Linked DNA regions of Homo sapiens: region 1 is linked to region 2. A link is a contact called in ENCODE Hi-C or POLR2A ChIA-PET data. All regions are on one chromosome and are shown on one strand. Each heading gives the region's core, a stretch centred on a gene start or an enhancer-like site at or near the end of the contact. The rest is flanking DNA. Distances are from core to core; before and after follow the strand shown.

Region 1 (2,700 bases), core at 59-2,558, 420 kb before region 2:
AGGGAAGGAGGACAAGGAGAGGAAGAGAGGAGAAAATCAGGCTGGTGGTTTTCCACACACTTGCCAGGAAAATAAACTCCAGTGTAACGACTTGAATAACGATCTGAGATCAAAGTTGGGAAGCAAAAGCCGTCTGCGCAGCACACATGGGACCTGAGTAATGCAGGCAGCCTGGGCAGGTCCCCAAAAGGCCTCACCGCCACCAAAAAGAGGTGGAACTGATATAAGGAAGTACTCACAGCCTTTCAAGTCTGCTCCTCCCAGATCTGAAATCTGGGAGCAGTTCTGAGAGACAAGCCCCGGATGGCTGGGCACTGAACAGCCGCCCTGCGAGATGAGCTGCCCTGGCTTTTTCCCCTATCAAGGGCAGAGACTGAATTCTTTTTAACTGTGTCACCAAGCCCAGGGCATACAAGAGGTACTCAAAAACGTGTTCGCCGACACCCTGATTCCTATTTATACTGACCATTACACAACATGTTTGCTTAGAGCCCAGCAAAGAATTTTCAGAATGTTTCACGTCTATCTCCCCACATTCAGGAGAGATAGTCACACAAGATGACAGGCTATAGGGACGCTCAAAAGAGCCATAATCACCAGGGGCACGCGGGTTCCCCAGCGCCAGCAGCCCAACGCTCCAGGCTCCAGCACGCCACAAAACCTTGCGGCATTCTCTAAAGTAAAAGGACTGATTTTAAAATGATAATCGTCATTCTTGCGACAGCCCCAGGAAGCCTGGCTCCTGAGGTCCTGAGCCCGCGTCTTTCTTTGCCCCACCGCGGCCGCCACACAGCACAGGTTCTCCGTCCTGCAGTCGGAGGCGCAGTCACAGCCCCACTCAGGGTCACCGTCGCACAGTCTCACGCTCGCGGCGCGGCCCGCGCACTCAGCGTCCCGGTCACCCTCGCACCTGGGGTTTCCCTCTCCACACACACCCCCGGTCTCCCTCACACTCGCCGCGTCGCCAGCACACCCCAAGACTGGCTCCCTCGCGGTCACCATCAGCCTCCGGGGCTCGCACCCATACAGCGTTTCTCCCACACTCGGCCCTCACGCTCGAGGTCCCTCTCTCCTCGTGGCGCCCCCCCTCACCCGCAGCGCCTCTCGCGCGGCCCCGATCGGCCAGCCCCGCGCTGTTTCTGGGCCGCATCCCGCTCCCGACGGCGGCAGCGAAGACCCACAGGGTTCGGCTCCCACAGAACGCGGCCCAGCCCCGGCCCCGCTCCCGGCGCGCCCGCCCATGGCCCAGCCCGTTACCTCCCAGTGGCCCGGCGCCGCCAGGATGCTCGGTCGCGCCGCCGCCGCCGCGGCAGCTCAGGCCCCGCCCCGCCACGTCACCCGCCGCCGGATCGCGACAGCGCGCGCCGCGTCGGGACACAGTTCCGTGCGGGGCCAGCTGGCGGCGGCGCTTCCGGGCCCCCGTGGCCGCCACGGCCTGGCCGGTACGGGGTCCGCCGGCCCAGAACGTGAGCGTGGACGCCAGACAGCCCCCAGCTGCCTCGTCAGGGCTCGAGCAGCCCGTGAACTGGGCCCGGCCACGCTCGCCGCCCTGGAGTTAGATGGGGCCTCCGAGGGCGTCCACAGCGGACATTCCCGCGGGGAGCTCTCATCGGCCCCCGCACCCCGTTCCTATCTCGCACTTGACCTGGGCCCGACGCCCAGGGCGCCCCCTACAGCTCACACAGGGATCCAAACGGCCTCCGCCGCCGGGCCACTGCCACTCGCAGTCTAGGAACCCCAGGAAGACACACACTCTGGGGACTTGTCCAAACACACGCACAGCTCAGACTCGTAGCCCTTGAGGCCCCCGCACCCACAAAGAAACTGCAGGCTCCCTTTGCCAACCCCAGGCCTCCCTGGGGCTCTGTCCTCATCTTCCCAAGAGGGCTGCCACCCCTCTTGGGGGAGCTGCACCTCCTGCCCCCCCTCTTGGGGGAGCTGCACCTCCTGCCCCCTTCCCCTCCCTCTGTTTGCTCCTCCATCTTTCTCTCGAGTTCCTTTTCCTCTGGTGGCTCTGGGGCTCTCTGTCTAGAGCCTCCTGACCTCATGGGCGCCTGAGCCCTCCTCCGAAATTTCCTGTCCACACCTCAAGCACTGACTTTCTCCAGGGCCCTGGAATCTTTTCCCCCAGCCTTATGACCACAAGTACACGTCCTCTGGTTCCAGACCATACCCAAGACCCTGCTCCCTGCCACCCAGTGACAGGGACCCAGCCAGAGATGGGTAGCACCTCAGACCCTTCCTCCCCACTCCTCCCACGGCCTATACCTCGTTTTCTTCTCCCCAGCCACAACGGCTTCTCAATCCCTATCCTGCTCCCCTTACCCCATCTCCACAGAGTAGGGGATGCTCCTAGAATACAGATTGCGATGACTTTGTATCTCCCCTGCCTAAAACCCTTCCATTCTCCTCTCTGCAGGCCTGGGATGACAATACTTGAGGAATCCTCGCTGGTGCTGCCCTCCTGCCCTCTGCTTGGAACCCCTCCCCTAAGTGTCAGTGAGTGGACGTATATATTTGGATCAATCGAGTTGCACCCTTTGCCTCCCAGATCAGTTCCTCCGGCCTCCCTGGCTGAGCAGAAGGACAGCTCTGGACACTTGTGTCAGCACCCAGCCCACGTGTCCCTGCCACAGCTTCATATAAGGTATGCCGGCTCAGCCGGGCCTGGTGGCTCACGCCTGTAATCCTACAACTTTG
Region 2 (2,700 bases), core at 18-2,517:
TTAATTTACCATCTCTCAATCAGAAGCGCCTTTACAAAGGATATCAGGATAGTATTTTTTGGTCAAAGATAACTCTTCCCCCAGAACTCAGTAGGGTCTCTGATGGCATCAGTAAGGGCAATTTCATAAAGCAACCAGGTTCCTGCCTGTTTACAGGCAGCTCCAGTTGTTGGGAAGTGAGCAAGCAAGTGAGGGGAAGCCAGACTTTCTGGAGCTTCCAGCCCTAGTTCTGCCACCCAGGCTTCGGGAGGGCCCCACAAAGTCTGAAATCTACGTGCCCCACCCCCCAAAGCCCCTTCCAGCCCAGGTTCTGGTTTAGCACTAGGCTCAAGAACCTCAGGCCTGAATTCTACTTCCCGTGCATTAAGTCCCACCTTAACATCCCATTCTTATGAAGTCATCCTGTCCTGCGGGGCAATTCTGTGTTGCTGCTGGGGCCTGGTCACTGATAGAGAAGGGCGTGGGCTGGGCCTACCCGGCAGGAGCCGCCTCACCCCATCAGGCCCAGATCCTCTAAGACAAGACAGGGATAAAGTCTCCCGTGGAATCCCCTCCCGCCTCATATTCCCTGACCCTGCCCTCCCTGCGAGAACTCCAGTCCGGGCTCCACAAAGGGCGCGGTAAGAAACGTACACTTCCGAGGGGCAGACAAGGAGGGGGCGTTCACCTACACCCCGGCCGGGCTATGGTCGGGAACAGGGTGAGGGGCCCAAGCCCCGGCTGCGGCAGGCGGGCGCCCTTACCCATGCTGACTCTGGAGCGGGCCGGGTGGCGCTGCCCATCCCCGGATCCTTCGTAGGTGGGTAGCAGGACGTGGGGCTGGGGTCTGCCCGCTAGCCAGCCTGCAGAGCTTGCGGGGCTCGCGCAGGCCGGGCCAGGCTAGACGGGGCGGGGCCCTAAGGCCCCATCCGGACGGTCCTGACTAGAGAAAAAGGCCTGGCCATGGCGCAGGCCGGTGCACCAGCCACCAGCACGGTACGGCCCAGATAGGCGCCCGGCTGGCTCTCTGTGCGTTACCCCCGGCCGCCGCCTCACAGGACCGGCGGGAGGCGGAGCCGCGCGCGACACATGGCCCGGGCCCCGCGCGGCTTCGGGCCGCCGGGGGGGGGGGAGGGGAGGGGCCGCCCGGGGACTCTCAGCGGAGCCTCCCGGCAGCCCAGAGAGCGGCTCCTGCGGCCCAGCCCCCGCCCCGGCGTGCTGGCCCCGACACTCACCCGAGGGGCTGGCACGATGGCGGCAGCGGCAGCGGCAACCCAGCGCGGTCTGCGGCCGACTGTCCCTTCCCCCCTGCCTTCCTTCGCCCGCCCCGCTGCACTCTGGGAGACGCAGTCCCACCGCCCCCCCTTTCCGGCATGAGCGCGCCGAGAGAAAACTACAATTCCCGGCGTGCTATGCGCGGAGGCCCAGACACGGCCCGCAGCGCGGGAGGTGAGGCTAAGCCAGGGAGGGAGGCTGCCGGGGCAAGCCCCTGAGAATTGTGGTCTAGCGGAAGCCTCTGGAACACTAGAGGTTGGCGCCAGGCTAGGGTCAGGGCTCAGTTGTCTCCTGGTCTCAGCTGGCTCGGCCCCGCCCAGTCTGTGCACTGGGGTGGGGGTTGGCCCCGCCTCCGTGGGAGCCCAGCCCGGCCCCAAGCTGGCCCAGCTGCCCCTCCCTGGGCCCCTGGGCCGTTTCCGCTCACGAAACCCCCTCCCCTTGGGGCTATGGCTGCCGCTGTTACTCTTCCGAGCTGTGTGGCCTTAACCAGCCCGGGCGGAACGCACAGCTCCTGCAATCCCAACATTCGTGCGCCTGCACCTCGGCGAGTCGGGCCCAAAGCTGGTTTCGAGCAGGCTAGGCTATTCTTGGGCCGGAGACTCAAATGTCCCTCAGGTGGGGCTTGGTTGGAGAGGTTACCCTCAAACTTCTACAGTCAGGGGTCCCCCCAAAACATTCTGTAAGGTTTTTTTGCAGCAGATAGAGCAGCTAAGTGTTTCATTTTTATTAATGAGGAAAGAGAAATGACTGACTTACCCAAAATTTCGCTGTGATTTAAGTGACCAGATTGTAAATAGTTCTCTTCCTACCCATTGCCCTTTCCTTTCAACGCCCATTTGTTTTCTTGGTAACACAAACATTTGTGGTAAGGCCAGTCTCTAGGTCAGACCTGTGCTTGGCAAAGAGATCTGCAGCCAACTTGGGGTACCACAGGTAAGGGAAATGGCTACAAGGCCTCTCCAGGCAACTCCTAGCCTTCCTTCCTGGCCGGAGGTCTCTCAGTACTCCTGTTCTTCCACAAGAGTTTTGCACCTTCCCCCACCCACAGGCTACCCCTCCAAGAGATGGCTGGTAAGACCGGACCACACTTCTGTTTTTTAAATCTCAGGTCTGTCAACACTACACTTTGCCTGACTAGATGCTTATTACTCAGCTAGTGAGAACTCTGCATTGCCCCGCTTATACATCTGCATCTGGGATCTCCCTTGCTCTGTGAACTGTCTTCTTCTCCCTAAGAAGCCAAAACACTGCCCATAACCTCCAGACACCAGGGAGGGTCCAGGGAGTACTGCTGAGAGCCTCAAGGGAGCCAATGCAGAAACAGCAGAAGTCCCTTCAATAAATAGGAGCTCAAGGATACACTGAAGAGCATGGCTGGATCCTGGAAAAGGCCTTGCTCCGACCGGGAAGATGTGAGACTGGCCCAATAGGAGCAACAAAGGGCAC

Evidence for each region. A loop is a pair of places that touch in the nucleus more often than their neighbours do. ChIA-PET counts read pairs that join two places held with the same protein, here RNA polymerase II (POLR2A). Pooled maps may share reads with other maps.
Region 1: a loop to region 2 is called in a pooled map, with 4 times the contacts of the local background. The contact joins the promoter of SLC7A6 here to the promoter of NUTF2 in region 2. A Hi-C loop is called at or near these places in 5 of 50 pooled maps. POLR2A ChIA-PET finds 5 or more read pairs at or near these places in 2 of 52 experiments (GM12878 and OCI-LY7).

The regions. Positions count from the first base shown.
Region 1 is chr16:68,263,134-68,265,833 of GRCh38, reverse strand. SLC7A6 (solute carrier family 7 member 6) reads right to left here and starts at 1,308. Exons shown (of 11, transcript NM_003983.6): 1 at 1,258-1,308. It overlaps LOC124903704 (a long non-coding RNA gene), which reads left to right and starts at 1,377. Exons shown (of 3, transcript XR_007065096.1): 1 at 1,377-1,466; 2 at 2,420-2,647. RefSeq lists an enhancer at 1-770 and a silencer at 1,143-1,422.
Region 2 is chr16:67,845,500-67,848,199 of GRCh38, reverse strand. NUTF2 (nuclear transport factor 2) reads right to left here and starts at 1,267. Exons shown (of 5, transcript NM_005796.3): 1 at 1,215-1,267. CENPT (centromere protein T) reads left to right here and starts at 507. Exons shown (of 16, transcript NM_025082.4): 1 at 507-799. RefSeq lists an enhancer at 382-491 and silencers at 962-1,311, 1,512-1,781.